Linked DNA regions of Homo sapiens: regions 1, 2, 3, 4 and 5 are each linked to region 6. A link is a contact called in ENCODE Hi-C or POLR2A ChIA-PET data. All regions are on one chromosome and are shown on one strand. Each heading gives the region's core, a stretch centred on a gene start or an enhancer-like site at or near the end of the contact. The rest is flanking DNA. Distances are from core to core; before and after follow the strand shown. Region 1 holds the start of LINC01480 (long intergenic non-protein coding RNA 1480). Region 2 has its middle 19 kb from the start of LINC01480. Region 3 overlaps PCAT19 (prostate cancer associated transcript 19). Region 4 holds the start of MEGF8 (multiple EGF like domains 8). Region 5 overlaps LIPE (lipase E, hormone sensitive type). Region 6 holds the start of RABAC1 (Rab acceptor 1).

What was found. A loop is a pair of places that touch in the nucleus more often than their neighbours do. ChIA-PET counts read pairs that join two places held with the same protein, here RNA polymerase II (POLR2A). Pooled maps may share reads with other maps.
Region 1: a pooled map shows a loop between it and region 6 (7-fold over the local background). The contact joins the promoter of LINC01480 here to the promoter of RABAC1 in region 6. A Hi-C loop is called at or near these places in 1 of 168 maps with a recorded cell type or tissue (OCI-LY7), 10 of 37 single-sample maps with no recorded cell type and 12 of 50 pooled maps.
Region 2: a pooled map shows a loop between it and region 6 (3-fold over the local background). The contact joins the enhancer-like site here to the promoter of RABAC1 in region 6. A Hi-C loop is called at or near these places in 2 of 168 maps with a recorded cell type or tissue (OCI-LY7 and sciatic nerve), 6 of 37 single-sample maps with no recorded cell type and 9 of 50 pooled maps. POLR2A ChIA-PET finds 5 or more read pairs at or near these places in 1 of 52 experiments (GM12878).
Region 3: a loop to region 6 is called in a pooled map, with 3 times the contacts of the local background. The contact joins the enhancer-like site here to the promoter of RABAC1 in region 6. A Hi-C loop is called at or near these places in 2 of 37 single-sample maps with no recorded cell type and 4 of 50 pooled maps. POLR2A ChIA-PET finds 5 or more read pairs at or near these places in 1 of 52 experiments (GM12878).
Region 4: a loop to region 6 is called in a map of ascending aorta, with 4 times the contacts of the local background. The contact joins the promoter of MEGF8 here to the promoter of RABAC1 in region 6. A Hi-C loop is called at or near these places in 3 of 168 maps with a recorded cell type or tissue (ascending aorta, chondrocyte and naive thymus-derived CD4-positive, alpha-beta T cell), 2 of 37 single-sample maps with no recorded cell type and 17 of 50 pooled maps.
Region 5: a loop to region 6 is called in a pooled map, with 2.6 times the contacts of the local background. The contact joins the enhancer-like site here to the promoter of RABAC1 in region 6. A Hi-C loop is called at or near these places in 9 of 50 pooled maps. POLR2A ChIA-PET finds 5 or more read pairs at or near these places in 2 of 52 experiments (B cell and T-cell).

The regions. Positions count from the first base shown.
Region 1 is chr19:41,533,107-41,538,158 of GRCh38, reverse strand. LINC01480 (long intergenic non-protein coding RNA 1480) reads right to left here and starts at 2,661. Exons shown (of 3, transcript NR_110724.1): 1 at 2,558-2,661; 2 at 2,376-2,445; 3 at 1,255-1,558.
Region 2 is chr19:41,551,832-41,556,272 of GRCh38, reverse strand. It overlaps a transcript of CEACAM21 not described here. Among named protein-coding and RNA genes, the nearest start is that of LINC01480, 19 kb to the right of the region's middle. Within about 2 kb of position 3,067, at least 5 of the 41 ENCODE cell types and tissues checked have a DNase peak (open chromatin) inside an H3K27ac peak, as active enhancers do; they include OCI-LY7, where a contact is called at or near this core.
Region 3 is chr19:41,453,650-41,458,551 of GRCh38, reverse strand. It overlaps PCAT19 (prostate cancer associated transcript 19), which reads left to right. Exons shown (of 3, transcript NR_136334.1): 3 at 2,065-4,383. Among named protein-coding and RNA genes, the nearest start is that of ERICH4, 13 kb to the right of the region's middle. Within about 2 kb of position 1,792, at least 6 of the 41 ENCODE cell types and tissues checked have a DNase peak (open chromatin) inside an H3K27ac peak, as active enhancers do.
Region 4 is chr19:42,324,217-42,328,727 of GRCh38, reverse strand. MEGF8 (multiple EGF like domains 8) reads right to left here and starts at 3,093. Exons shown (of 42, transcript NM_001271938.2): 1 at 2,298-3,093. The coding sequence starts at 2,484. TMEM145 (transmembrane protein 145) reads right to left here. Exons shown (of 15, transcript NM_173633.3): 15 at 3,664-3,991. The coding sequence ends at 3,911. RefSeq lists silencers at 2,428-2,497, 2,508-2,577, 2,798-2,937, 2,978-3,167.
Region 5 is chr19:42,418,052-42,422,632 of GRCh38, reverse strand. All of the region lies in intron 1 of LIPE (lipase E, hormone sensitive type), which reads left to right. The region is part of intron 1 of LIPE-AS1 (LIPE antisense RNA 1); the gene reads right to left. Among named protein-coding and RNA genes, the nearest start is that of LIPE, 7.0 kb to the left of the region's middle. Within about 2 kb of position 3,141, at least 3 of the 41 ENCODE cell types and tissues checked have a DNase peak (open chromatin) inside an H3K27ac peak, as active enhancers do.
Region 6 is chr19:41,956,373-41,960,830 of GRCh38, reverse strand. It overlaps RABAC1 (Rab acceptor 1), which reads left to right and starts at 1,510. Exons shown (of 5, transcript NM_006423.3): 1 at 1,510-1,594; 2 at 1,883-2,095; 3 at 2,448-2,545; 4 at 3,712-3,813; 5 at 3,897-4,148. The coding sequence starts at 1,539. The coding sequence ends at 3,985. RefSeq lists an enhancer at 1,133-1,422 and silencers at 1,533-1,782, 2,233-2,302.

The DNA.
Region 1 (5,052 bases), core at 1,412-3,911, 420 kb after region 6:
ACATTGTGCCTGTTGCCTGGCTTTGAATTCCTCAGACCTGCTTTCTCTTTCTAGGGCCTCAGCCTGAAGCTTGGAATTGAGTTTGGGACTGAAAAAGCATTTCAGAGGCTGTTTATATCCATTTAGTGCCTCAAATAAGCCCTGCTGAATTTGCAATTATCAGCCAGCAGGGGTCACTCCTCTGTTAACTTCCCTATTAGAAACAGAGCGGTGGGGATTCTCACTTAGAAAAGAAAAAAAGAGAAAAACAGTTAAAGAGGCAAAAAGTGGGGAATGCTGGGGGAAGAACCCCTTGCTTAGTGCAAGTGGGCCCCTCTAATCCTTATAACTTTCCCATCCTTCCCCCAGTTCAGACCAGGTTGAATTCCTTGGCCATGGAAGGAAAGGTTCCATTGATGCAGTGGGTGAGAAGCACTCTGTAGGGTCCTGGCTACCATCGGTTTTCTCACACCCCCCTCATCCCAGGCAGTGGAGGGAGACACTTCTGCGACATTGCTCCCCCTGCCCCTTCATGGCTATTGGGTGTGGCCTTTGCCTGCTGCAGGCATGCCTAGGTGCTGGAGCTGGGAGGGAAAAGGGTAAGGAGAGGTGCCCTGGAAGCCGCTCATGCCTGGGGCTGTCAAGGTGGAGGCATACATGGCACCTCTAGGAAAAATTGGTCTGATTTGCACCTTTGGCGGCTGAGCCAAATGCTCATTTTACTTAGTAACATTGCCTCAGCCTGTAGCAAAACTCTTAACATTATAAAGGAAGAGATAAGATCCATTTCAAATAATGTGTGAGAGAGAAAAGAGATGAAAGGAAAACAGAGTCTTTTACCTGCAGGAAAGGGAGAGAAGTGGCAGAGTTTTGGAAGAAAGGCAGGCCCAACAGTTTCCCATTCACTCACACTCACCTTCCGAGATCCCAGACGAGCCACCAGTTGAAATGGGAAAAGTTTCCTTGTCCCCCTCACAGGAGGTGGAGTGGGGGTGTGGCTTGCTTCTTTAGTACTCCGCTGCTCAAACCTCTAGGGAAGCATACAGACTGGCAAGTTGTGGGGCTACAACCCCATGGCAGCATCTAGGGGTAGATGTTTACAGCTGCTGAAGCCCCAGTGGACATGTGGTACCATGTGCTCTTTTAGTTTTGCCATCTATAGGTGGCTTTGTGGTAACCAGCTCAATTAGACCCATTCCTTAACCCAAAGACAGAGGGCTTTCTGTATCCCGCGGTTGTTACCTAGGTGTACCAGAAAAATCAAATCACACGTGGTCTTGGAGAATGAGTGCAAGGTTTTATTGAGTGGAAGTAGCTCTCAGCAGATGGGGGAGCCAAAAGGGAGAATAGTTTTCCCCTGAAGTCGGGTTATTCAGCGGCCCAGGCTCTCCTCTGGCTGCCCCAGCCAAACTCTATGTCAATCCATTGGTCGGTGGCCTGCCAGAGTGCTGGTGCCTGTTGGTGGATTCCTCTCAGCGTCGAGAGTTTTTCCCTCTCAGGAAAGGGAGAGAAGTGGCAGCCACCCATGTGTTCTTGCACTGATGTGCTCCTCTCGACGTCCAACCTCCTGTGTGTCTGCCTGCTAGGGTCCCAGGGTTTTTTTAGGCACAGGATAGGGCATGGTGGGCCAGGGTGATCTTGGGAAATGCAACATTTGGTCAGGAAAACAAAAATGCCTGTCCTCATCTAGGTCCAGGGGCACAAGCCCAGGTTTGGAGCCCTAGCCAGGGACCCCGGCCTCCTCTACCCATCACTTTCCTTCACCTTTTCTGTATCATTCAAAGGGACCATGCCCTTCCCTTCCCAGCACTTCTCTTCTGTATCAATAGGTGATGTTTTTAAAATTTCCCAACTCTAGTGCAGGCATGGTACTAGACATATACATAGAAATAAAACCACACTTATTCTTCTGGCTGGCAAGACATAGTATTTTTGCCAAATTATGTGTTGTTTTGAAGCATTTTATGTACCCCTGGTCATATAAAAATAAAGCTATTTTGTTCAGTACAAACAGCAGCATTTTCTGGATTAGAAAGTTAATCATCTTAAAAGATCATCACGGATTTTTCCATTGCACTCATCACTAATTGCTTTGGCAAAAAATTTCTTATCTCACGCATGACAAAATCAGCCGCAGTATCTCCTAGTAATTTAATGGTGATGATCTTTATAAAGGAAATAAGCACATCAAGGGAAAACATAATTTTTTTAAAAAAAAGAGTAATAAAACTTTTTAAAAGTCTTTTTTAAAAGACTGCTTTTCTAAAATAGTAAAATAAAACTCCACCAATAAAACCACCAACAAAACAGAAAAGAAAAAATAATGATATGATCGGAGCTATTTGATGAAAGATGGTAAATTAAATTTAAAATGATTAGAAGAGAAAAAGCAATACCTGTCTCCCGTAGGTCTCAGTCCAGGTTCTGCTATGCCTTTCTCCTGGTGAGCCACCTATTTAAGAGTCGCTTAAAGCATATGTTAATCCAACAACAGCAGATTAAAAACCAATGCAATCTGAACTATTTGATCTAAAAACATAAATAAAATTTAAAACAAATAAAAGAGAAAAAGCAGTACCTGTGTCCTGTAGGTCTCAGTCCAAGATCTGCTCTGACTCCCTTGTGGTGAGTTAGCCCTTTAGAAGTCACTTGGGGTGGGGCATATGTTAATTCCACTAACATTGGTTCTGGCCAATGAGTCAGGAAGGTGGTAAATGGCACCTTTTCTTCTTGCTGATTTCTTTCAGTTCCTTTGGAGTCTGGACATTAGTCCTTTGTCAGATGCCTAGTTTGTGACTACTGTTTCCTATACTGTGGGTTGTGTGTTTACCCTGCTGATATTTCTTCTGCCTTGCAGAAGATTTTCGGTTTCATTAGGTCCTATTGATCTTATTCTATTTTTATATTTTTGCGTTTGCTTTTGGGGCATTAGTCATGACTACTTGGCCTAAGCCAATGTCTAGAAAAGCTTTTTGGATGCTATCTTGTAGCATTTTTAGACTTTCAGGTCTTAGATGGAAGTTTTTATATGCTTTGTTAAAGATCAGGTGACTGAAAGTACCGGGCTTTGTTTCTCGGTTCTCTATTCTGTTCCATTGCTCTATGTGCCTATTTTTATACTTCCTGCACCATTTATTGAATAAAGTGTCCTTTCCCCAATTAGTGTTTTTGCATACTTTGTTGAAGATTAGTTGTCTGTAAGCATTTGGCTTTATTTCTGGGTTCTCTATTCTGTTCCATTGCTCTATGTGCCTATTTTTATACTTCCTGCACCATTTATTGAATAAAGTATCCTTTCCCCAATTAATGTTTTTGTGTACTTTGTTGAAGATTAGTTGTCTGTAAGCATTTGGCTTTATTTCTGGGTTCTCTATTCTGTTCTATTGCTCTATGTGCATATTTTATACCAGTATCATGCTATTTTGGTGATTGTAGCCTTGTAGTATAATTTAAAGCCTGCCTTCAGATTTGTTCTTTTTGCAAAGTATTGCTTTGGATATGCGGTCACGTTTTTGGTTTTGTATAAATTTTAGGATTCTTTTTTCTAGTTCTGGGAAGGAGAATGATGATATTTTGATGAGAATTCTACTGCTCTGTAGATGGCTTTGGAGAGTATGGTCACTTTCACAATATTGATTCTACCTATTCATAAGCTTATAATGTGTTCCCATTTGTTTGTGTCAACTGTGATTTCTTTCAGCACTATTTTGTAGTTTTCCTTGTAGGAAACTTACATTAACCTACTTGGTTAAGTATATTTCTAAGTATTTTACTTATTAAAAATTCTCAGGGAAATGCAAAGTAAAACTGAGGTGGGAAATTAAAGAAAAATAAAATTAAAAAGAAAGGGAAATAAGCTTTCTTGTATTAAGCTAACTTGTCCCAGAGGCAGCAACAGGCACAGCCCAGACCCAGGAAAAGTCTTGATAATATTATTTATTGTATTCTGGAGACTCTTCCAGCACTCCTTCAATGTAGGGAGAAGAAAAACAAATTTTCCTTTGTTTTATGGTATGAGTTTATAGATTCTTGTTCTCTTTAACTAGTAACTTCAAGTATTCTGTTTTATCTAAGAAGTATGGCAAAGGTCATGAGAAGCCTGAGCAGGCCTGAACTACAGCTCTCTAGGCACCATAGTGAAGATAAACCAATGCAAGCCTCTTTAGAGCAAAACCTAGATAATAGACATCTGGGTTGCATAGCAACAGTTATGTGCAATCCTGAGTTATGAACCTGTTACAATTTGATTAACTGTCTTTTTCCTGCCTCTGTATCCCTGCTTTCACACCACTGTAAGCTTGCTTCAAGCTGGCCCACCCCCTTTTGTGAAGTGTGTATAAAAGTCAAGTGCTGTCTTTGTTCCAGGCCCTGTCTTTGGACGTGAGTCTGCTGGGCCTGAGAGCACTCAATAAAAGATTCTCCTGTTTTAACCCAAAGCCTCTCTCTCATCCTCCTAAATCCCACAACAAAACCACAATGAGATGCTATCTTAATCTTGCTAGAAGCCCATAATTTAAAAGTCAGAAAACAATAGATGTTGGCATAGATGTGGTCAAAAGGGAGCACTTTGACACTGCTAGTGGGAATTTAAACTAGTCCGACCACTATGGTAAACAGTATGGGGATTCCTTAAAGAACTAAAAGTAGACCATTCATTCCAGCAATCCCATTACTGGCTATCTACCCAAAGGAAAAGAAGTTATTCCATAAAAAAGACACAAGAATATGGATGTTTATAGCAGCCGATTCGCAATTGCAGTGATATGGGACCAACTTAAGTGCCCATCAACGAACGAGTGGATAAAGCAAATGTGGTACACCATGGAATAATACTTGATAATAAAAAGGAACAAAATAATGTCCTTTGCAACAAGTTGGATGGAACTGGAAGCCATTATTCTAAGTGAAGTAACTGAGGAATGGCAAATCAAATATTGAATGTTTTCACTTTTAAATGAGAGTTAAGCTATGAGAATGCAAAGGCATAAGAATGATATAATGGACTTGGGGACTCGGGGAAAGGTTGGGAGGGGGATGAGGAATAAATGATGACATATTGGGTATATTATACAC
Region 2 (4,441 bases), core at 1,818-4,317, 410 kb after region 6:
AATTAAAACAAATAGGTGCTTGGTTCCTCTGCTCACTTCTTTTTAAAAGGAATTCCTCTCCCATGTACTTCTTCTTTTCCCTTCTTTACCTTCCTTTTGGCATCTTTGGTATCACATGAAGGGATCTAGAGGGAATTTTAAGTGACTCTGAAATTCCTTGAGAAATACACAAAAAGATCCCACTCACCCCTTTTGGGGGTCTCCTGTTCTCCTTGTGGAGTCCAGAGTCAGGGACAGGCTCCTCCAGGTCTGCAGCTCTGCTCTCTTTTATTTCATCTTGGCTGATTGCTTTGGTTTTGTGAGTACCAGGCATTACTTTGTACTGTGAGAGACACGTCCTTTGTGAGTGCAACGGCTGCTGGGTCACTGGTGAGGGCTGCAGTTTGGAGATGGCTGAGAGCCGTTGCAATAAATGGTTGTGATTGCAGGGGGCTCCTTGTTTCTTTGCAAGTTTAGATGAGAAAGGTGCAGTTTGGACACAGTTTAAAGGCTGTGAAAACACCACCAATGAATATGATTTCCTTTGGGGATGGTCTGATTAAAAGTGGGCTGATTGTTGCTGTGCTACTAGCCTTGAAGACATGTTTCTACAGCATTGTGCAGTGTGGAAAAATTGTGTGGCTTGGTCTTGTGGCATGTCCCTTCTTTTAGAGACCTCAGATTCAATGTGAAATTCGGGATTTTTGATTTTCAAAGATCTAGATGCCCTGCCTTCCAGATGTGCCTACTCTTCACATATTTTAAAATTAGATCCTATAAACTGCAAATACTTTGTTGGCTTCTGTGAGATCAGAGGTCCAGTTAGAAAAGGAAGACAGTTTGTTAAAATTAAAAACTATTTATCTAATCTAACTAGATTGGCCTCCAAATATGACTTTCTGACATTCAGCTGGTTACTCTGAAAAGATTTCTAAATCTCTTGAGGCTCATCTATATGTTTCCTTGCAAAGAAAAAAAAAAAAAAAAAAAAGCAAGCCCAAGCACTAGTAAGAAAAAGATTTGCAATGTTTCATGAAAGGAGTAGATGAGTGAAGCATTTATTTGTAGATACTGGGTTGGATACCTGTGCAAAGAAGAAGAGGTCAATAATAAAAATTGCCAGGGGATTTCTTGGAACTTAACAAGCTGAATTAAATATAGAAATGTCAGGAAATCAAGGCAGGAAATACTCACTTGTGGTTAGGCAGACAGGGCAGGGTTCTGAGCTTGAGATGGAGCAAACAGTTGTGGTGGGTGAAGTTCACATGCTTTAGAGCTCAGCTGTCCTAGTAAAGAAGCCTAAGAGTCTCTAAAGCTCTTATGAGAAGATGGATTTTTTTTGCCTAGATTAAAAGGTTAAAGAATTGCTTTAAGTTGGATAAAATAAAGCTAAATGTTTAAGCAAGTTGTGAAAGGTTTATGAAAAAATTAATTAAAATATTTTTGTGTGTAAACATATTGACTAAAGTTGAAGGGGTATAATTCAGCATTTCTGTAAATTGAGCATTGAAATAAAAACACAATGGGTTTCTCTTAGAGCACTAACCTGCTCTTTAACAAAAATTGTAAAGGGTTATAGAAAGTCTATAAAAATGTTACCTTATGGTCAAACATTAAAATTGGGTAAATATGTCTATCAGGTTTTATTAAGAATTAGGTTTAACATTAATAGTACACTAATGTAAAGGTGAAATTTGGCTTATTTGGTACAAAAATCATACAGGAAGCATTGTGAAATATAAAATGATTTTTAGCTTTCTTTGGGCTATATTTCTATAAATATGTTATTGATGAGGGTTCCAAAGTTATGGGAGACTCCTATAATTCTGCTATATCTCAGTGTACATTATCAGTCATAATTATAATTGTCATGTTAAATTATTGTGGGCCACAGAGGTAACAGATTTCCTTGTCAATTGTGTCTTTGACTATGACTACCCTAAAACGTTCAGTCACCCATATACACATGTTACCTTGTTTTGGCCCTCTTTAGAAGGTAATTTTATAATCAGCTATAAAGCCCTAACAGGTGCTCTTAAATGCAAATTTTGATAACTTTGGAGATTGTGACATCAGAAGAGAGGAAAAATGTTCGGGACACTTGGAGAGCTAAAATGTTCATTGATATCAAGCAGGACAGGAATTAACTGCATGAAGTGAACTAATAGGAGGCTGAAGTGATCTTTTTGACTTTTTGCTTAAAACGTTGCTGATCCTTTGTTTTGCTTTTCAGAGTCAAGGCAAATTTTCTTTTGAGCTATTGACAGCTTTTAACGATTAATCAAAATATACTCCTATGAACACCATTTGGAGCATTATTTGTTTCTCTCTACCCGATTTCCCCAGAATTTGGAAACTATTTGTGGGTATTCTTAATTTATGGCAATATAGTTATTTGCATAAGTGCAATAAGAATGTGTTTTCTTTGGTAACAGGACACAATTTGAAAAACTGGTTATTTTACCAAGGTTTTGACCAGAATGCTGTGCTTTCCTTTAAGGAATCAAACTTGACTTGTGGAGCTAATAAAGCCTTTGGAAAACTGACCTTATATCCTGTGAACACAGTCCCTGTACAGGGTTACTGATCTGTGGGAAGAAAAGAATGTCACATTCTGACAGGTCAGGAATCCCAAGTTATCTTGAAACTTCAAGAGGACAGGAATTCACCCAACCATATGTATTTGATGGTAGAAATCCATGGCAGGGGCTCAGCTTTAAAAAGTCTTATCTCAGATTCCTTCTATAAAACAAAGTCCCATTAAAACCAATTTTAAAAGCCTATGTGAAAAATAATTATTCTTGCTGCACCTCGTACAAATAAAGTGGCAAAGCATAATAAAGCAAATTGGTCCTGTCGTAATTTGTCTTTAGTAAAAACGGGAAACTGGGGTCGGGTGCAGTGGCTCACTCCTGTAATCCCAGCACTTTGGGAGGCTGAGGTGGGCAGATCATCTGAGGTCAGGAGTTCAAGACCAGCCTGGCCAACACGGTGAAACCCCATCTCTACAAAAATACAAAAATGAGCCGGGCATGATGGCGGGTGCCTGTAATCCCAGCTACTCAAGGGGCTGAGGCAGGGAAGCGGAGGTTACAGTGAGTCAAGATCGTGCCACTTCACGACAGCCTGGGTGACAGAGCAAGACTCCATCTCAACAACAACAACAAAAAAGGGTAACTGGAGAGAGGGAAGTTATGTTTCAAAAACTTTTGGAAACTATAGTACACCTGTTTTTAAATTCTAGTCTGGCATTCAGTTTTTATTATTTTCTACAGTTTGGGTTAAATTCGTATTTCTCTGGCTACAAGTCTCCTAAATAATCTTTTCATTTGTTTCCTTTTTCTTTCCCTTTTTCCCCATTTTTCTTAATTGGAAATCACTGAAACCTAAGCTGTGCTTTCTTAAAGCCCTGTGAACTGAAGACTAGACAACCGAAACTTCTGAAGGAAGTAGCAGCAACCTATTTATATGTGTTGCTGTTGCCTACTATTATGTTTTAGCAGGTGCTGCCTCTACACCCCCGAAACAGAGAGTGCTACTGGGAACAAATCGACTTTTTCCACTCCAGTGCTGCATTCGGTGCCCCATAACGATGACCCCCTCTCAGCAGGAAGTAGCCAGAAAGATTACAATGCTCCATCTCCCTATGATTCTTGTGATAAATAAATATACAAGCATGATAGAAATCATGCGCAAATTGACAGTGGGGATTGTGGCAGGCCAGATTTCACTAATGGAGGTCCCCATCACAACTACTTCAGTACTGACTGAGTGGTTAAGTTCAGTATCAAAAGCTGAAAGTGCCAGCGCCTTTCTACAAAGGCTAGAATGTAACAAAAGCCCACCAAGGGTTTTACCTAGGCCTTTCCTGGGCCTTACAGCATGACAAAACAAAGAAGGAATTCTTAACCAGACCTGTTTAGGATTAAACAAATTTAATTGGGGGTCTGAAGAAACTCGCCAGGCCTCCACAAACAAGTTCATTGGGGGTCTAAAGGAACCCCCCCCAAACCTCTGTGATTGAGCAGGAGACAAGGTCAGGGTAATAGCCCCAGCACCTGGACTCATTTAGATTTAAGTAAATGTACTGAGGCTCCAGAGAAAGGTCTCCAAGACTTAGACTAGAGTTACAGATTAAAAGAAGTTAATCACTTATATCTTTAGATAAATGCACACTGACACGTAGACATACATCTTAGAAAATATATAAGCTCTGGAAAACCTTGTAATTTACAGTTGGTCTGGAGATATTTTCTGGGCCTTCTCTCTGTAACCGGTTCCAGAAATAAAAAACTCTCTTCCTCCCCAGTTTATCTGCATCTCGTTATTGGGCCGTGAGAAATAGCAGCCAGACCCTGAGTTTGGTCTGGGAACACACTGGCTGGGCTTCCTGCCTGGCGGTAGAGCTTCACTGTCCTCCTTCCCAGCCAAAATGTGGCCCTTGAAGGCTTCCTCCCCAACT
Region 3 (4,902 bases), core at 543-3,042, 500 kb after region 6:
CTTCATTCACTGAAACCTCTGCCTCCTGTGTTCAGGTGATTCTCGTGCCTCAGCCCCTTAAGTAACTAGGATTACAGGTGTGCGCCACCACACCCAGCTAATTTTTGTATTTTCAGTAGAGATGGTATTTTGCCCTGTTGGCCAGGCTGGTCTTGAACTCCTGGCCTCGTGTCATCTGCCCACCTCGACCTCCCAAAGTGCTGGGACTGCAAATGTGAGCTATTGTGCCCAGCCAGGATCTCTGTTTTAATGTTAGTGCTGGTCACTTTGCATGAACTCCAAAGGGAAGAAATATAATGAGGTGTGTCTGACCCCCTGCCTTCTCATCGTGACCTGAATTAGTTTTTCAGGTTTGCAGGGGATACCCTTGGACAAGAAGGGGCTCTATTCGGTTGGTTGGGGGGATTAGAATTTTACTTTTTGTTTACAATATTTCTCCTGAAAGAGTTAGGGGCTCACAAGGAATTTCCGCGTGAGCAACTTATGAGGAAAGCCATCTGGGAAGATATGTGTCCTTGTGTCACTGGGATATTCTCGTTTACCCCAATGATACGGCAATGACGCAGGGTTGTGAAATTACAGCTATGTGTTTGGGGAAAAAAGAAAGCAGGATTGTGTGACTACGTTTCCAAACTTCACTTGCCCTTAGCCATAGTGAGTTGGGGGCCTGGAGATTCTGTTTTCTTTCACAATGATATAGATACAATTGAATGTATAGAAAGCAAAAAAATAAAAAGGTGAGTAATGAGGAACCTCTGATTCCTGAGTGGCCATGTAGTTACCCATGGCACAGAGCCACAGTTACTGAAGGTAAAGTTTGCTGGGGAATTTAGAAATGAATCCAACTCTTGGAGGAGTCAGTTTACTGGATGCCTAAGAAAATGCAAACAAAATAAGAAAAAAGGGTAATATTCAATCCCATAGTTATTGTTACCTGTCATAGCTAAAGTAAAATTAAAACAGAGTGCTGGCTTCAATCTTGATGCTACACTAAGCTTAGATTTCAGTGAATGTGAGTCTCAGCCACTAGCTCAGAGCCACCTCCCAAAGACCAAATCATGTAGGGACAATAGAAAGTACTTCTGAGAATTGTGGTTACCAAGAACCTAGTAACTGTTGGGGAGGAGCAAAACAAAGTACAGAAACCAGAGGGTACAATCTGAGTGAGACTGCTATCAGCTTCTGGAGGAGCCTTTACTAAAATGAATGATGAGAGTAACTGGATGATGAGAGTAACTAATGGATGATGAGAGTAAGCAATGTCTTTGGTTTTCTTTTTTTTTTTTTTTTTTTTTAGCAGACGTCTCACTCTTGTCGCCCAGGCTGGAGTGTAATGGCATGATCTCGCCTCACTGCAACCTCCACCTCCTGGGTTCAAGCAATTCTCCTGTCTCAGCCTCCCGAGTAGCTGGGACTACAGGCACTCATCACCACACCTGGCTAATTTTTGTATTTTTAGTATTTTCTGGTGAGGGTCCAGGTTTCCGGAAACAACTCAGAGACATATGTTAAGATGTTATCTTTAGTTTTCACAGGGAACCAAATATGTTACGACTCCAATTTCCTTGGCTATTGTTTTAAGTTACCATTACCTTCTCGTTGATCAAGTTGCTCATTTACTTCTCAAGCCTAGCTAGATGCCTGGAATTTCCCTTGAAGGAAGTCAAGATTTTCCTTTATCTCCATACTGGCTGATGGTGATCGAGTAAGCCCCTAAGAGGGGTCCCTGCTCCATCTCGAGATGCTGCTAGATTCTACAGTGCCTAATAAACAGCTCTCGCCTGGCCGACAAAGAGCTGCTTGCTCTCTGGATAGCAATTCCAAAGTGAACAGACAACATCCTGTTTGGAAGACTGCCACTCTGTTAGAAGAAGCATCAGGAAAACCTTTCTTTTGAGCTATTTATAACTAACAGCAATTGACCAAGTATACTTTTGTGAGTGAAACTGACCTTTCTCCCTGTAAGAATTCTCCAAAATTTGGAAACTATTTGTGAGTATTTTTACTTATGGCAATATAATTATTGGCACAAGCTCAATCAGATTCGGTTTTCTTTCGTAACAGGAACCATTGGAGATACTCATTACTCTTTGAAGGCTTACAGTGGAATGAATTCAAATACGACTTATTTGAGGAATTGAAGTTGACTTTATGGAGCTGATAAGAATCTTCTTGGAGAAAAAAAGACTGGGTATATTTTCAATATGCTTTCCTTTTAAGGTCCCTCACCTGTGGAAAGTAAAGAATGTCACTTTCTGACAGGCTCAGGAACCTCAAGTTATGTAGGGATCTCAAGAAGATGGGGGAATTCACCCAGTTCATACAGGTGAAATTGCTGTTGCAAAGATTATGAATATGAGAGAAGTCCAGCATGGCTGACTTCATCTCGTGTCTGGCCTCAGGCTGGCTGCCCTTGCTCACTCTTGGGCATAGGCCAAGCTAGCCATGGGAGGAATTTAGTTTATAGTTTAACTTTGAAGCACGGATGATAATAGTCTCTCCCTAAAATGAACCCCTTCCTTGCTCAGGGACTGAAACTACCTTTGTATGACAAATGAAAGCCCACAAGATTAAGATTATGAGAGGGGCCTGAATTCTGCTAAAATGCAGGTGTAGCTGACTGATAACAAGTCATTGTCCCACAGCTTGCCTTTCTATAATCTCTTGCTTCTCAGGAGTCACATGGCCAGAGGTCCTGAGATTTCCAGTCCTGTGACCCCCACCCAGAGATGGACTTAGTGCATGAGGACCATTTTCCACACCCCTATGATTTCATCCTCAAACAATCAGCAGCAACCATTCCCTAGCCCCCTGCCTTCCAAATTATCCATAAAAATCCTAGCCTCTGAGTTATTAGGGAGATTGATTAATAATCCCAGTCCTACCCCTTGGGTTGCTCTGATTTAATTAAACCTTCTCTACTGCAATACCACGGACTCAGTAAATTGGTTTTGTCTGTGCAATGGGCAAGAAGAACATGTTGCATGGTTATACAGGTACTACAAGCACAGTCTGATGGCAAATTATTGGTTTTGCTTCCTGCCCTTGATGTTTCTAAACATCTAGTCCAAAATTACTTGTGAAAGGTCCAGCAAAGCCAATTTTAAAAGAGGCTATATGGCCAATCACTATTCTTTCTACACATTATTGCAAATAATCAGGCCACGGCTGGGCACGGTGGCTCATGCCTGCAATCCCAGCACTTTGGGAGGCTGAGGCAGGATCACCTGAAATCAGGAGTTCAAGACCAGCCTAGGCAACATGATAAAACCCTGTCTCTACTAAAAATACAAAATTAGCCAGGCATGGTGGCATGCACCTGTAATCCCAGCTACTTGGGAGACTGAGGGAGGAGAATCACTTGAACCTGGGAGGCAGAGATTGCAGTGAGCTGAGATCACACCACTGCACTCCAGCCTGGGCAATAGAGTGAGACTTTGTCTCAAATAATAATAATAATAATCAGACCAAGTATAATGAAATTAAAATTTATTTTGCAAATAAATTGGTCCTACTACAATTTATCCTTCATAGAAATGTGGAAACTGAAGATAAAAAAAATTAGGTTTCAGAAGAAAACTATACTACACCTGTTATTAGATTCTAGCCCTAAACATTGTTTTTGAGGTTTTTATTATTTACCTGCAATTTGGTCTAAATTCTGAATTATTTCCTGACTACAAGTATCCAAGGAATAAATGGGTTTTCTTTTTCTTTATGATAGTTTTAGTTGGCTTCTAATGCAACAACAATTTTTATTGTAATCCTGTGTGCATTCTATTCCTACTATTCAAATTATTAATGTTATAGATCTTTCATTGTAGTACTTCTGAATTAACCAAAATCACAGTATTCTGAAGATGATTCTACAAAGCCTGCTGTTTCTACAAAGGCTGCTGATGATTTCTACAAAGCCTGCTGTAGTGTTGCTGTGGCCTCTGCTTAAAAAAGTAGAAAACACATTGATGCAGCATGTTCACCCCAACCTCCCTGCCTAAAGGCTCAGGGACCATCTTGGAAGAGGAAGGCGCGTGAGATTGTAAGAGCCGAATTAGGGGGATGGAGTGTGGAGAATAAGGACACTTCATCTTGGATGCTCACCTGCCAAATTGACTTCTGATGAAAGCCAGCTCCAGAAATGTGCCTACAGTTACTACTTTCACCTAAACCCTGCCCTTAGTCAAATCCTTCTCTTCTTCTAAGCAATCAACTTCAATTCCTTGTATAACCCACAGTATAAAAGGGCTTTTATACCATTCTATCCTATTGCATGTAAGCCTTGGGTCTGGGAGGTAACAGTGTGGGATTCCACCATCTCATCTCCCTGCCACCCAAACATGCCTGCTCTTCTTTAAGCAATATTAAATGTTTGTACTTCAGAAATTTGATTTGTCAGCCTCTTCTTCAGACTCTCAGCTTCTTTGGCCTTTGGGAGTAAATTTGCATAGGCCTGCTCAAAACAGGATGTTCTGGGGGTTTGGGGGTGTTGTTTTGTTTTGTTTTTTGTTTTGTTTAGAGACAGGGTCTCACTCTGTCACCCAGGTTGGAGTGCAGTGGTGCAATCATGGCACACTGCAGCCTCAAACTCCTAGGCTCAAGCAATCCCCCCACCTTGGCCTCCCAAAGTTCTGGGATTACAAGCATAAGCCACCATGCCCAGCCCTGGACTTTTCTTTAAAGACATTTACACAGTGTAGGAATTACTGTGGGTGCACTGCTCAGGTCCCCTTCTCCAGGATGCTCATTCCTACCTCATAGATGATTTTCCTGCAGAGATTTGACCTCAGCTGAAGGGCAGTCACCTGGTCCAGGTGGTTGCTATTCACCTCCTTCCTGAGAACAGCCAACAGCCAGGGACACGCTAGCACAGAGATATAAGAGCGACCAAGGTGAGGCCCCTTC
Region 4 (4,511 bases), core at 1,844-4,343, 370 kb before region 6:
CTGACGTCAGGTGATCCGCCCCACTTGGTCTCCCAAAGTGCTGGGATTACAGGCGTGAGCCACCGCACCTGGCCTAACCAGTCTGGGACTCTTTAAGGCCAGAGAGTGATTTATATCCAGCACACAGACCCCTTCGCCACACACACACACACACACACACTTCCTATTCTGTTCTCATCCCACTAGCTTGACAGGAATGGCCCCCAAGCTGGGAACAGGTAGACATGCTATCACTGAGAAACAGGCCTTCATCCATACCCCACACAGCAGCCAGAGAGATCTTCTAAAACATAAATCAGATCATGTCCTCTCCCTGCTCAAAACCCTTCCATAGCTCCCCAGAGCCCCCAGACAAAGACAAAGCTCCACAGCCTCCCAAGGGAGGCCCTGCATGATCCAGGCTCTGTCACACCTCTGGCCTTTGCCCAGGACCTCCCCTGTCTGGAGGCCAGCTTTTACATCCACTACTCTGTGAGGCCTTCCTGGGCTTCTGCAGGTACTGCCTTTCAACTTCTCTTTCACCCCTGTATTGCCCTCAGGATACAGCTCAAAATCACAGAGCCCTACACCTGCTGGCTCCTCCCACCCTGCAGCCTCTGGCTCATTCGTTGTCTTGTATTCTATGTTTTTGTTTTTGTTTCAGATGGAGTCTCGCTCTGCCGCCCAGACTGGAGCGTAGTGGCACAATATTGGCTCACTGCAACCTCCAGGTTCAAGTGATTCTTGTGCCTCAGCCTCCTGAGAAGCTGGGACTACAGGCGCGCGCCATCACACCCAGCTAATTTTTGTATTTTTAGTAGAGATGGGGTTTCACCATACTGCCCAGGCTGGTCTCAAACTCCTGACTTCAGGCGATCTGCCGGCCTCGGCCTCCCAAAGTGCTGGGATTACAGGCATGAGCCACCATACCCTGCCAGTATTCTATGTTTTAACACACTGGATTTCTAGTTCTTCAAAAGCATCACTCTCCCGCTTCCCCGCCTTTGCACAGCTATTCTTGCCTGGAATGCCCTTCTGCTCCCTCGTACAGATGCCTCTGATCTCAGCTATACCCCAGGTTAAGCCACATGTCTTCACAGAGAAAGAGCCACTGGGGCAGGGTTCTGAGGCATGCATAGGAGTTTATTGGGTGGAAAAGGAAAACAAACAGCCTCGGAGTGGGTTTGTCTCTCCCACTGACTGGGAGCCCAGAAGGGTAGGGCTGGGGCCTTTCCTCCCACTCCTGACAGATTCCTATTGGTCCTTTAAGTCTCAGCTTAGACATTTCCTCCTCCAGGAAGCCTCTCTGTTCTCCCCGGCCCCAGATCAGGCACTTTCTCTGGGCTCTCCCAGGCCTCTGGGGTTCCTCCATCAAAGACCACTCTTGTCTCTCACTATTAATGTGTTTGTCTCCCCAACTAGACTCCAAGACCTAAGTCACCAGGGATTGCTGGAGCTGTCTCAGTCTGGGCTATGTCCAATGGGAAACATAATGTCTGGCACATGAATGACTGAAGAAAAATGCTTTTATTGAAGTACTTCACAAATAACAACAACAATAATCCTAATGCCATTTATTGAACAGTTACTATATGCCACACATCAGGCATGTTAAATACCTGTTTTCATTTCATTCCAACAACTCTATGAGGTGAGTACTGTTGTTATCCCATTTGTGGGGGAAGGAAACAGAACCTCAGAGAAAGAAAACCACCTGCTCAAAGTCACAAAGCTAATAATAAGAAGCCAGGCACAGTGGCTCACACCTACAATCCCAACACTTTGGGAGGCTGAGGTGCGAGGATCGTTTGAGCCCAAGAGTTCAGGACTAGCCTGGGCGACATGGTGAGACTCTGTCTCTACACACTCAGTTACTTGGGAGGCTGAGGTGGGAGGATCACTTGAGCCCAGGAGGTCGAGGCTGCAGTAAGTAAATTGTGTTGGTACCATTGCACTCCAGCCTGGGTGACAGAGTGAGGCCCCCATCTCAAAAAAAAAAAAAAAAAAAAGTAGTAGTAGTAGAACCAAATTCAAAGCCAAATGATTGGACCCAGACCCTGAGTTCTTAACAGTTACTCAGAAGGCCCGGCACTGATGCTCCTGTCTTGTAATTGTAAATCTGGGTGTAGGTGCATCTCCCCCACCAGACTTGGAGGCCTTCCAGGGCAGGGCCCAGGTTGGCTGCAACCCTGGGTGTCAGGCATTTTAGAGCAAAAGGCCTGGACCAGAACCGAGCTCTGGGAATGTGGTGAGTGGATGAATGCACACATGAATGAACTACCAGCGAATTAGTGAGTGACCCACGCGGCCCCACTCACCCTCGATGAGCCACTCGCAGTTGCCATTGACGCTGTAGTTGCCCGCACCATCCGTCACGAAGCCTGGCGCCTCCCGCAGCACCTGCCGCTGCCCCTTGCAGTCCCCCGCCCGGGCCCCAGGGGACAGCGACCCCAGCACGGCCAAGGCCAAAACCAGTGCCATGGCCAGAACCTTGCCCAGGGCCATCGCCGCCTCCTGCACTGACCCTTAGAGCGGGGACAGGCCGTAAAAACCTGGAGAGGACCCTCTACCCGGGGTGAGGCCCTGCAAATGCGACCTCTATAGGCATAACATGACCTTGTAGATCGAAGAGGTCCCGGAGACCCGGCAGTCCCGGCGAAGGGTACGGCCACTGCTGACAGGCTCTGGAAGCCGAGGGCTGAGCCCTATAGAGCGATGGAAGGCCCTGTATATGGAGTCATTATGGACGGGGCCGAACCCTAGGGACCGTAGGAGTCCCCTATAGACACAGGGCTCCATAGGGGGCCGATCCCATGAACAGTGCCCAGCATTACGGACTCAGGCTGCTGCAGGCCAAACGGACCTTATAGACGGGTGGGTCCCCAGGGGGCGAAGGGCTCTACGGCCCGGCAGGAGCCTCCATAGAGGCTGCGGGCCGGGACAGGCTAGGTTCGGATGGTCCAGGAGAGACTCCTCCAGCCGGGGGCGGGGCGCGAGCGGGTGCCGGGGGCGGAGCCCGTCTTCAGGGGTTCGGGCCTGGACCCCACAGACCCAATCCCTTTGCTCACCCACCCTCGCCTCCCTCCGAAGCCGGATGGGCCAGATCAGAGAGACGAGGGGACGCTTGGGCCAGAGCGGCCGCGGGAAGACCCGCTGTGGGAGGGCGAGGGGGCGGGAGCCGAGCAGCCGCTGTGGGAGGGACGGCGAAGAGGAGGCGAGAAGTTACAGAGCGGCCGGTCAGAGCGGCCCTGGGAGGACTGCGGAGCGCCCAACCCCAACCCTCCATAAAGGGAGACTTCCGGGGAAATCCCCGCCCATTTGTTCCCAACCGCATGCGCAGCAGCGTCCTCCTGGAGGGAGAGAAATACACATATGCGCAGTGCTAAGATCGTAACCCAAACTCTGGGTGCCTGTGGTTCAGCAAAGCATGGGCCACTGGAGGGCGCCTCTACCTCTGAGTGAGGAAAGGAAGGCAAAAATAAAGGAGCGGTGCAAGACCCTGCTAGATGTTTGATCATCTTCAATGTTCCCACATTCTGGGGCAACATAAAGATCAGGTTATACAGGCCCCTGCCTCCGGTTCCAAATTCCCATTTCACAGATGGACACACTGAGGTCCCGAGCCTGACATAGTTCTGGCTCAGCCCCGCCGCTGAACACCATCAAGATGCAAAAGAAGCCATGTTATAGATAAAAACGAATCCTTTTTTATTTTGGCAAGAAGGGGTAAAATGTCTTTCTGCCAGGGACCCGAGGGAAGGCCCCCGGAATGGAGATGCGGCAGATGGAGTACGGGTCCGAGGTCACAGATCCGAGGGAGGGTTTCAGGGTCGAGACCAGCATCGCAATATCCATCCCGGGGTCGCAGAGTCCTGGAGAGTCACAGGCAGGGTCCCGGCGGTCACCACGGGTGTTCCGGAGTCCAGCGGGGTCAGAGGTCTCGAAGGGGGCCAGGGGGCCGGAGGTCACGGAACAGCGGGAGCCCAGAATCCGGCGCCGCTCGGGGCAGGGGCTGAGGGAGGGGACGGGGAGAGCGGCTCCCGCGGGACCGTTTGGCACAGAGGGGAGGGGGGCGGGACGCAGCGTACCCAACCTGGGCGCGCGGGGTGGGAAGGGTCGGGAAGGCCGGGGATGGGCGAGCTCTCGGGCCGGGATAAAGCAGGGGTCCGGAGCCCGGCCGGGGCCCGGTCATGGCCCATGGGGCAGGGGCGGGCAGGGGTGCTCAGACCGGGGGTGCAGTGCCCCCGGCCGTGTGCATGCTGAAGTATTCGGTGAAGCCGGTGTGCGGCGCTGCCGTCTGGGGCACGAGCGGCTGGTAGGGCGGCGTCGGGCCGTCCCAGCCCGAGTCGGCCGCCTTGGGGAACCGAGCGGGAAGTGGGGGGGAGGCTGCGCCCGGCTCGGCCATGGTCACCACGCGGCCCCTCGGGGCCACCGCCGCCGCCACCGCTGTCTCCTCCACCTGCTTCCCGGCCTGGGAGGGGGGTCAGGGTCAGAGGCCGTCCGGGACCCTCGGGGGGCAGATGCGGCCCCGA
Region 5 (4,581 bases), core at 1,892-4,391, 460 kb before region 6:
CAATCAGCATGGGGACCCGTGGGAGGTTCCCATGCAGGAAGGAAACTAACACCACCCCTCAGCCCCAGGGACCCCAAACTCATTGCTTCCCCTGCCGTAGAACACATCATTAGCCCAGAATAGACCTGGAGTTGGCTTCAGACACACGCAGGCTCAGACAGGCTCAGAGGGCAGACGGACTGGAGCCCAAGGGCACTCGCTGTCACAGCAAGACACTGAGCCTCACACCAGTATAGCATACCCAGAGGCAGTACAGACTGTAGTTAAGAAACGTGGGCGTCGGAGATCCGGTTCCTCAGGCTGGGAGCTGTGATGTTCTGGGCAGGAGACTCCCTCTTTCCCTGCCTCAGCTTTCTGAGCTCTAAAATGGGTATGATGATAGGAGTACCTCCTTTTGTGAGGTTAGAATGAATGTAGAGCGTTTGGCACAGGCACGCAGCAAACCCTCAGGAGAAGTGAAGGTTATTGTTACTGTTAGTCCCCACCGGACGGTGAACATCCTAAAAGCAGGGCTGTATCTGCCTTGTTTACCCTGTATTTCTAGAGCCTGGTATGCCAGGCAAATAGGCACTCAAATATTTATTGGATTAATAAGTGAAGGAATGTGTGAACTGTAACAGAGATCATAATAATCACGCTTCCCTTAGGGTTGTCATGAGGAGTCAGAATCCAGTTGGGCAGGGCTCCCTGCAAAACGAGCCATTCACAAAGGCTCATTCCTGCAAACTCCAAGATTTGCCTGTCATTTCCTGAAGCCCCGCCCTCGTGCCAGGCTTTAGATAAATTAATCAGACCTCACTCCTGCCTCAAGGGCATCTGGGCTGGCTGGAGCAATCCTCGTCATCAGTTTCATCTTGCCAGTAACTGGATGAGGCTAGTGTCCTTAGGATCACCCCATTTCCCAGATGACGACACTGGGGCTCTGAGGGACCAAGGCCGCCTGGGCTTCCTTACTTGGCCAGTGAGGGCAAAGAGATGGCTGCCTCAGCCTCCTCGGGGCAGGGAGTTTGTGGACGCACAACTGCTGTGGGCCCAAACTTGATTCTGGGCCCAAGAGGTTCCAGTCACACAGATTCATTCAGCAGACATTCACTGAACACTGAGCTGTGCCAGGCCTGGGCTGACAGATTCACAGTTGAGCTGGGGACACAGATATTACTCAGATAAGACTATGATTGTAAACTGTGATAAATACAACAGAGAAAAACACCCTGGGAAGATAGAATTGAGAGGCTTCCCAAGGAGGCAATATTGGACCCAAGATGGACAGGCGTTAAGTGCTGTGCAGGGGGCAGGCAGGGGAACAGAGAGGACAGTATGGAGAAAGACCCGAGGCTTGAGGAAACACTGAGTTACAGTGCAGAGGGAGCTCAGCCAGGGCCAGGAGGAAGAGGAAGAGGAAACAGGGCAGGCAGTTTAAGAGAGGAGGATGGTAGCTGGGTACAGCGGCTCACACCTGTAATCCTGGCACTTTGGGAGGCCAAGGTGGGAGGACCCCTTGAGTCCAGGAGTTTGAGGCCAGCGTGGGCAACATAGCGAGACCCCGTCTCTACCAAAAACACAAACATTAGCCGGGCATGGTGGGGTGTACCTGTAGTCCCAGCTACTTGGGAGGCTGAGGTGGGAGGATCAATTGAGCCCAGGAGGTTGAGGCTGCAGTGAGCTGTGATCGCACCACTCTACTCCAGCCTGGGCAACAATGAGACTTTGTCTCAAAAAGAGAGAGAGAGAGGAGGATGGTACCTGGCTTGGGAGGCCATGTGCAGGATTGGGGGCTTTATCCTGAAAGCAAGGGAGGGGGTGTTGAAGGGTTGGAAGTGTGTGAACAGATTTGTGTGCTAAAAAGATCCTGTGGCTGCTATGTGGACAACAAATCAAAGAGAACAAAATCAGAAATATATAAAGATCTGTCATAGTCACCCAGGTAATGATGCTACCGCCTGGACCAGGGAGGAGGCAGTGGAGGTGGGGAGAAGGGCCAGGTTCCAGAGGCCTTTAGTAGGCATAGTGGGCAGGACTAGGGGATGGATTGCATGGGAGTTGGGGGGTGGGGAGGTGGCCAGGATGACATCCTGGGTTCCAGCTTGAGCAAATGGGGAGAGGTTTGTTCTCAACACACACACAGAGACCAAGACACGCACAAGCATGTATATCCATTCATACATAAACAAACACGCCCACACAAGCTCACAGGCCAAGAGAAACAGAGACACAGATACATTCACAGGCATACAAACATTCATACCTTCAAATGTACCAGTGCCGACGGACACAGGCCAGGACACACGCCAGCCATGACACATACCTGCAGAGGTACATATGTACACGTGAACCCCAGACACACTCACACCCGACCAGAAAGCATATACTTTGAAGCACAGACAGAGGGAGCAGCACACAGAAACACAGCAGAGATCAGCAGCTCTGCCCTGGAGCTGCCCCCTGCTGGCCGTGTGACCCCGGGGGTTATGTCACCTTTCTGTGCCTCAATTTTGTCATCTGCCAAAAGGGATGATAATGGTCTCTCCCTCATAGGTTGTGGGGCAGGCGACATGAGTCACTTCACATAAAACACATAAAGAAATCTCATCACCTCCTTTGAGAATGAAAAAAAAAAAAAAAAGAAAAGAAATCCCAGCACTTTGGGAGACCAAGGCAGGAGGATTGCTTGAGCACAGGAGTTCGAGACCAGTCTAGGCAACACAGCTAGACTCGATCCCTATTTTTAAATTAAACACACACACGCACAGAGAAAGAGACCAGGCACGCAGAGGCTGTTGGTGCAACGTTTGCTCTTTTATGCACACACTCTCGGGGATCCAGCCACTCATTGTCCCCACCTGCATCTGATTCCAGGCTTCCTGGCTTCAGAAGCCTTTGCTTCCTCCCAGGCCCCACACCTGGCCCTTCCTCCATCCCCCATCCACCCCCACCCCACTTCCTTCCCCACCGCCCTCCTTACCCCTGCTCAGTCCCCAGGAGTCGGATTCAGCTGTCCAGAAACTCTTCAGGGCAAAGAAAGGTCCAGTGCCCAGTCAGTGGGACACCACCCAAAGCCAAATCCCCTCTGCCCTACCTCTCCCCTAGTCCTTACCCACGGCCCCAGTGGGCCTACCCCTGCCCCAGTGCCCTCTGCCAGGGATTCCTGGCGAGTTGCTGGCAACCTCAGCATCCCTTCCTGCCAGCTCCACCCAGCCCAGTCCTCGGGGAGCCGCCTGGAACAGGACAAAGGGCAGAGCTCTGGAGTCCCTAGGGCCTGGGTCCAGCCCCTTCCCCACTCCTTTGTGCAGTCACTTGTTTTGTTGGAAATGTCCCCTCTCCTCATCTTTTTATTTATTTTATTTTAATTTTTTTGAGACAGAGTTTCTGTCTTGTTGCCGAGGCTGGAGTGCAATGGTGTGATCTTGGCTCACCGCAACCTCTGCCTCCCAGGTTCAAGCGATTCTCCTGCCTCAGCCTCCCGAGTAGCTGGGACTACAGGCACGCGCCACCATGCCCGGCTAATTTTGTATTTTTAGTAGAGACAGGGTTTCTCCATGTTGGCCAGGCTGGTCTCGAACTCCCGATCTCAGGTGATCCACCGGCCTCAGCCTCCCAAAGTGGTGGGATTACAGGTGTGAGCCACGGCGCCCGGCCCCCACTCCTCATCTTAAAAGATCCCTACCGGCATGGATGCTACCACTTTACCAAGGGGCGGCAGTGCACCAGGCACTGTCCAAAGGCTGAATAAAAAAGGCAAAAGTCCCTGCCCTCAGGGAGTTTACAATCTAGTGAGGGAATCAGAGAGCAAACAATATAAATTCAGGCATGTCTCAGAGATATTTGGGGTTCAATTCCAGACCACTTGATAAAGTGAGTCACACAAATTTGTTGGTTTCCCAGTGCATAGAAAAGTTATGTTTACACTATCCTGTAGTCTATTAAAGTGTACAACAGCATATGTCTAAAAATACCATGTACATATTTTAATTTTTTTTTTTCTGTAGAGACGGAATCTCACTATGTTGCCCAGGCTAGTCTCGAACTCCTAGCCTCAAGTGAGCCTCCTGCTTTGACCTCCCAAAGTGCCAGGATTACAAGCATGAGCTACCACGCCTGGCCCCATACTATGCTAATGATCATCTGAGCCTTCAGCAAATCCTCATCTTTTTGCTGGTGGAGGGTCTTGCCCCAGTGGTGGTGGCTGCTGACTCACGAGGGTGGTGGTTGTAGAAAGTGGCTGTGGCAGTTTCTTAAAATAAGGTAACAATGAACTTTTCTGCTTCGATTCACTCACAAAACTGTTCTCTGTAACATGTGATGCTGTTTGATAGCATTTGGTCCACAGTAGAACTTTCAAAATTGGGGTCAGGCCAGGCACGGTGGCTCACACCTATAATCCCAGCACTTTGGGAGGCCGAGGTGGGCAAATCACCCAAGGTCAGGAGTTTGAGGCCAGCCTGGCCAACATGGTAAAACCCCGTCTCTACTAAAAATACTAAAATTAACCAGGCGCGGTGGCAGGCACCTGTAGTCCCAGCTACTCAGGAGGCTGAGGTAGGAGAATCACTTGAACCTGGGAGGCGGAGGTTGCGGTGAGCT
Region 6 (4,458 bases), core at 261-2,760:
CAGCTACTCGGGAGGCTGAGGCAGGAGAATCGCTTGAACCCAGGAGGAGGTGGAGGTTGCAGTGAGCCAAGATTGTGCCACTGCACTCCAGCCCTGGCGACAGAGTGAGACTCCGTCTCAAAAAAAAAAAAAAGTCACTTGAACCTGGGCATGGTGGCTCACACCTGTAATCCCAATACTTGGGAAGGCCAGGCAGAAGGATCGCTTGAGTCCAGGAGTTTGAGACCTACTGGGCCAACACAGCAAAATCCCTTATCTACTTAAAAAAATTTTCAAAAAAAAAAAGGTCACCTGGTTATCCCATATAGATATTTTCCTTCCAGCCCCACCCAGCTGCTTTGGAAAATTAGGATCCCAGTCTGCTTAAGGGAGCCCAGGCTTCCCTATACTTCCACACACATTTCTTGAGGCCCTGTTCTGGTTCACCCCATTAGAATTCAATTAGAATTCCAGCCCTGTGGGCCAGGCACAATGGCTCACGCCTGTAATCCCAGCACTTTGAGAGGCTGAGACAGGAAGATCACGAGGTCAGGAGTACGAGACCAGCCTGGCCAACATGGTGAAACCCCGTCTCTACTAAAAAAATACAAAAATTAGCTGGGCGTGGTGGCGGGCGCCTGTAATCCCAGCTACTCTGGAGGCTGAGGCAGGAGAATCGCTTGAACCCAGGAGGCAGAGGTTGCAGTGAGCCGAGATTGCGCCATTGCACTCCAGCCTGGGCAACAAGAGCGAGACTCCATTTCAAAAAAGCCCACAAAACTTCTCAACCTTTTGTCTTTCCCAACTTCACTCCCTTCTCTCCAAAGGTGTGTGTGGCGGGGTCGGAGGTGTCCCTAGCCCCAACTCATTCATCTTTGGGACTCCACAAGGTGGGGCAGGGGGCAACCTCAGATACCCCTCCAGCAACCATGGCCCCCTCACTAGCCTCAATCTCTTGAGGAAGGAATCAATTCCCACAAATTATCTAAATCTTTCTACTCAAAATGTAGTCCATGGACCAGGGGCATCAGCATCACCTGGGAACTCAGAAATGGAAATTATGGGCTCCACCCCAGACTTGCTGAATGAAAACATCTGGGCTAGGGCCCAGGAATCTGTTTTAGCAAGCCCTCCAGGTGTTTTTTTATGCCCTCTAGAGTCAGAAGGACAGCTCTGCACGGTCCCCATTGTGCCTTCCCTGGGAGAGTACACAACGCCCGCTTCTGCCGTTAGAGTTCCCATAACGCCCTCGCTCCTGACAGCCCACATGCACCCTCCTGAAACTACAACTCCTATAATACCCAGAGGCGCGCGCCGTCACTTTCTGGGATTATATCTCCCAAGGTGTTTTGCGAGTCAGACCGCCATCATAGCGCCCATCCTCTTAGTCACCGTCAGGACTACAACTCCCACAATACTCGGCGGCAGAACTACAGTCCCCAGCTGCTCCGGGGCTGCGCCACGTCGACTCCGCTGGGTGGGGCCGGCGTCGGGCGGGGCCGGCGGGGTCTTCAGGGTACCGGGCTGGTTACAGCAGCTCTACCCCTCACGACGCAGACATGGCAGCGCAGAAGGACCAGCAGAAAGATGCCGAGGCGGAAGGGCTGAGCGGCACGTGAGCGAGCTGGCTCTAGGCCCTCGGACCAGAGACCCGGGAGTCCGGGCCCCCGGCCCCCTCCTCCCTCCTCCCTCGAGAGCCTGGAGTCCCAGCCCCGAGCCGCAGAAGTGTTGGCCCCGGTCTCCTCTAATGGGACCCTGGAGTCTGGGCCCCTAGTCCCCTCCCTGCCTGCTGTACAGGAATCTGGGGTCCCGGGAGGGAGTCCAGGCACCCTTAGTCCCCTTCTTTTGCGGGGGTCTGGGGCTCCATCCCGGTCCACCACTGACCCGGCCCCACCCCCCGCAGGACCCTGCTGCCGAAGCTGATTCCCTCCGGTGCAGGCCGGGAGTGGCTGGAGCGGCGCCGCGCGACCATCCGGCCCTGGAGCACCTTCGTGGACCAGCAGCGCTTCTCACGGCCCCGCAACCTGGGAGAGCTGTGCCAGCGCCTCGTACGCAACGTGGAGTACTACCAGAGCAACTATGTGTTCGTGTTCCTGGGCCTCATCCTGTACTGTGTGTGAGTGCCTCCCGGGCCCCGCACCCGCACTAGCCCCGACCGGCTGGACCCCTCCTCTCGCCGCTCAGGCCCCGCCCTTCACCGCCCGGTCCCTCCTCTCACCGCCCAGGGCCCTCTTCTCACCGCCCAGGCCCCGCCCCCAAGGATTGGCTCTGCTAGACTACCTTGTCACCAAAGGGCCAGGTCCCCTACCCCACCATCACCCTGGCCAGGATGCAGTGTGACTAAATGTCACCTGGCCCTCCCTGGTCTCCAGGATGTAGCTTGCCGCCCGCCGGTGGAGAAGGCCAGGGCCGTCGGGCTGGCCCAGCCCCAGCTGTCTAACCGCTGCCTCCCTGCACTCCTCCTCCAGGGTGACGTCCCCTATGTTGCTGGTGGCTCTGGCTGTCTTTTTCGGCGCCTGTTACATTCTCTATCTGCGCACCTTGGAGTCCAAGCTTGTGCTCTTTGGTGAGAAACCCCCTGCCCAGATGAATCCTTGGTCCCTCAAATCTTGGTCTTTTGGAATGCAGACAGACCTCAGACCCCAAATCCAAGTCCTTCAAAACCCAAGTCCGCCCAAGCCTAGATGTACACTAGATCCCCCAAACCTGATCCCTTAAAATCTCAGACACAACCGATCCTTCCATCGAGTCTCAGCCCCCTCAAATTGCTATTCCTCAAACCCAGGATCCACCTGGCTGCTGTGCCTTAAACCTACTCCTTTTCAAACCACATGACTCCTCCCCTCTCTCTCCTCCCCTTGCCGCTCTCTGCGGCCAACATCAGCTGCAGGTGCCCACACTGGACACCAGGTGGCCACCTTACACTGGCCTAGATCTGTTCCCGTTTCTTTTCCTGCTTTCTGGGGTGTGACCAGAAAGAACTTGGAACTTAGAGAGGGAAGCCGAGGAGTATGTTTCATGTGGTTCCCAGACTAGTAGTACCAAGGACCACTGGGAAAACAAAATGCCAGGGGAAATTCCCCCCAGGGGAAAATCAAGGTTTGGAGTGGGGTCAGGGAGTTGGGATTGGACAGTTAGGTAGACCTGAAGGCCAGGCTCTTCAGGGGCCTGCAAGTTATGTGCTTGATGGGCTGGGGTGGAGGGAGTGCCTGAAGCACAGGCACGACTTGGCTTCAGCTGATCACCGTCACCAGAGCATGTAGACCCCATCCCTGAGACTTCTATGAGAAGCCTGAAGTTGGTATTTTTATGTGAAATCGTTCACTTTGCCAGCCACAAATCACATCCTTGCAAAACAGCTCAAAAAACACATCCACAGGTCAGATTTGGCCCTTGGGCCACCAGTTTGAGACCCTGGTCTGCGCGAGGGTTGCAGCAGGAGAGCCCTAGTCTAGGGAGCAGGAAGCCGGGATCCCAGGAACTTCCTGGAGGATGTGGGGCAGAGGGCAGAGGGTGGGGCTGAGGCAGGCGAGGACGGTGTGCTGTGTTCTGGAGGGCAGTGGGGACAGCAGGGGAACAGGGTGACCCCAGGACCTGGAGGGCCTTGGCATGAGGAGTTTGGATTCGATCCCGAGAACCTGGAGCTTGTACGGATTGTTGGGGGGCAGCAGGGGTTACTCTGGGAGAGGGCATGGAGAGTCGGAACAGCACCCCAATGCCATCTGCCCCCAGGCCGAGAGGTGAGCCCAGCGCATCAGTATGCTCTGGCTGGAGGCATCTCCTTCCCCTTCTTCTGGCTGGCTGGTGCGGGCTCGGCCGTCTTCTGGGTGCTGGGTGAGTACAGGGTCTGAGCAGCTGGGGTGGATGGTGGGAGCCAGGTGCAGGAGTGTGGCCCTGAGCTGCCGGCTTTCCTGCAGGAGCCACCCTGGTGGTCATCGGCTCCCACGCTGCCTTCCACCAGATTGAGGCTGTGGACGGGGAGGAGCTGCAGATGGAACCCGTGTGAGGTGTCTTCTGGGACCTGCCGGCCTCCCGGGCCAGCTGCCCCACCCCTGCCCATGCCTGTCCTGCACGGCTCTGCTGCTCGGGCCCACAGCGCCGTCCCATCACAAGCCCGGGGAGGGATCCCGCCTTTGAAAATAAAGCTGTTATGGGTGTCATTCAGGAAATATTCCCCCAGCATCTTCTGTGGGTCTCTATGGGTGGAGCTGGGAATACTGCACAGAGCAGGGTTGGGGTGGAACCTGGGGTGTGGGCAAGACGATGACAAGGTAAACAGGTAAAATATTATGGGATGCCCAATGGTGGTGAGTGTTCAGGAGGAGAAAAGAGTTGAGAAGGACAGTGTGCCGGGGGTCCCCGAGACCACCCCCAGGTTTGATGGTTCTTTAGGACTCAGGAATCAGAGAGCACCCCAGGTTTGATGGTTCTCTGGGACTGGGGACTCAGTATGCAATTGCACTCACAGCTCTGATTTAC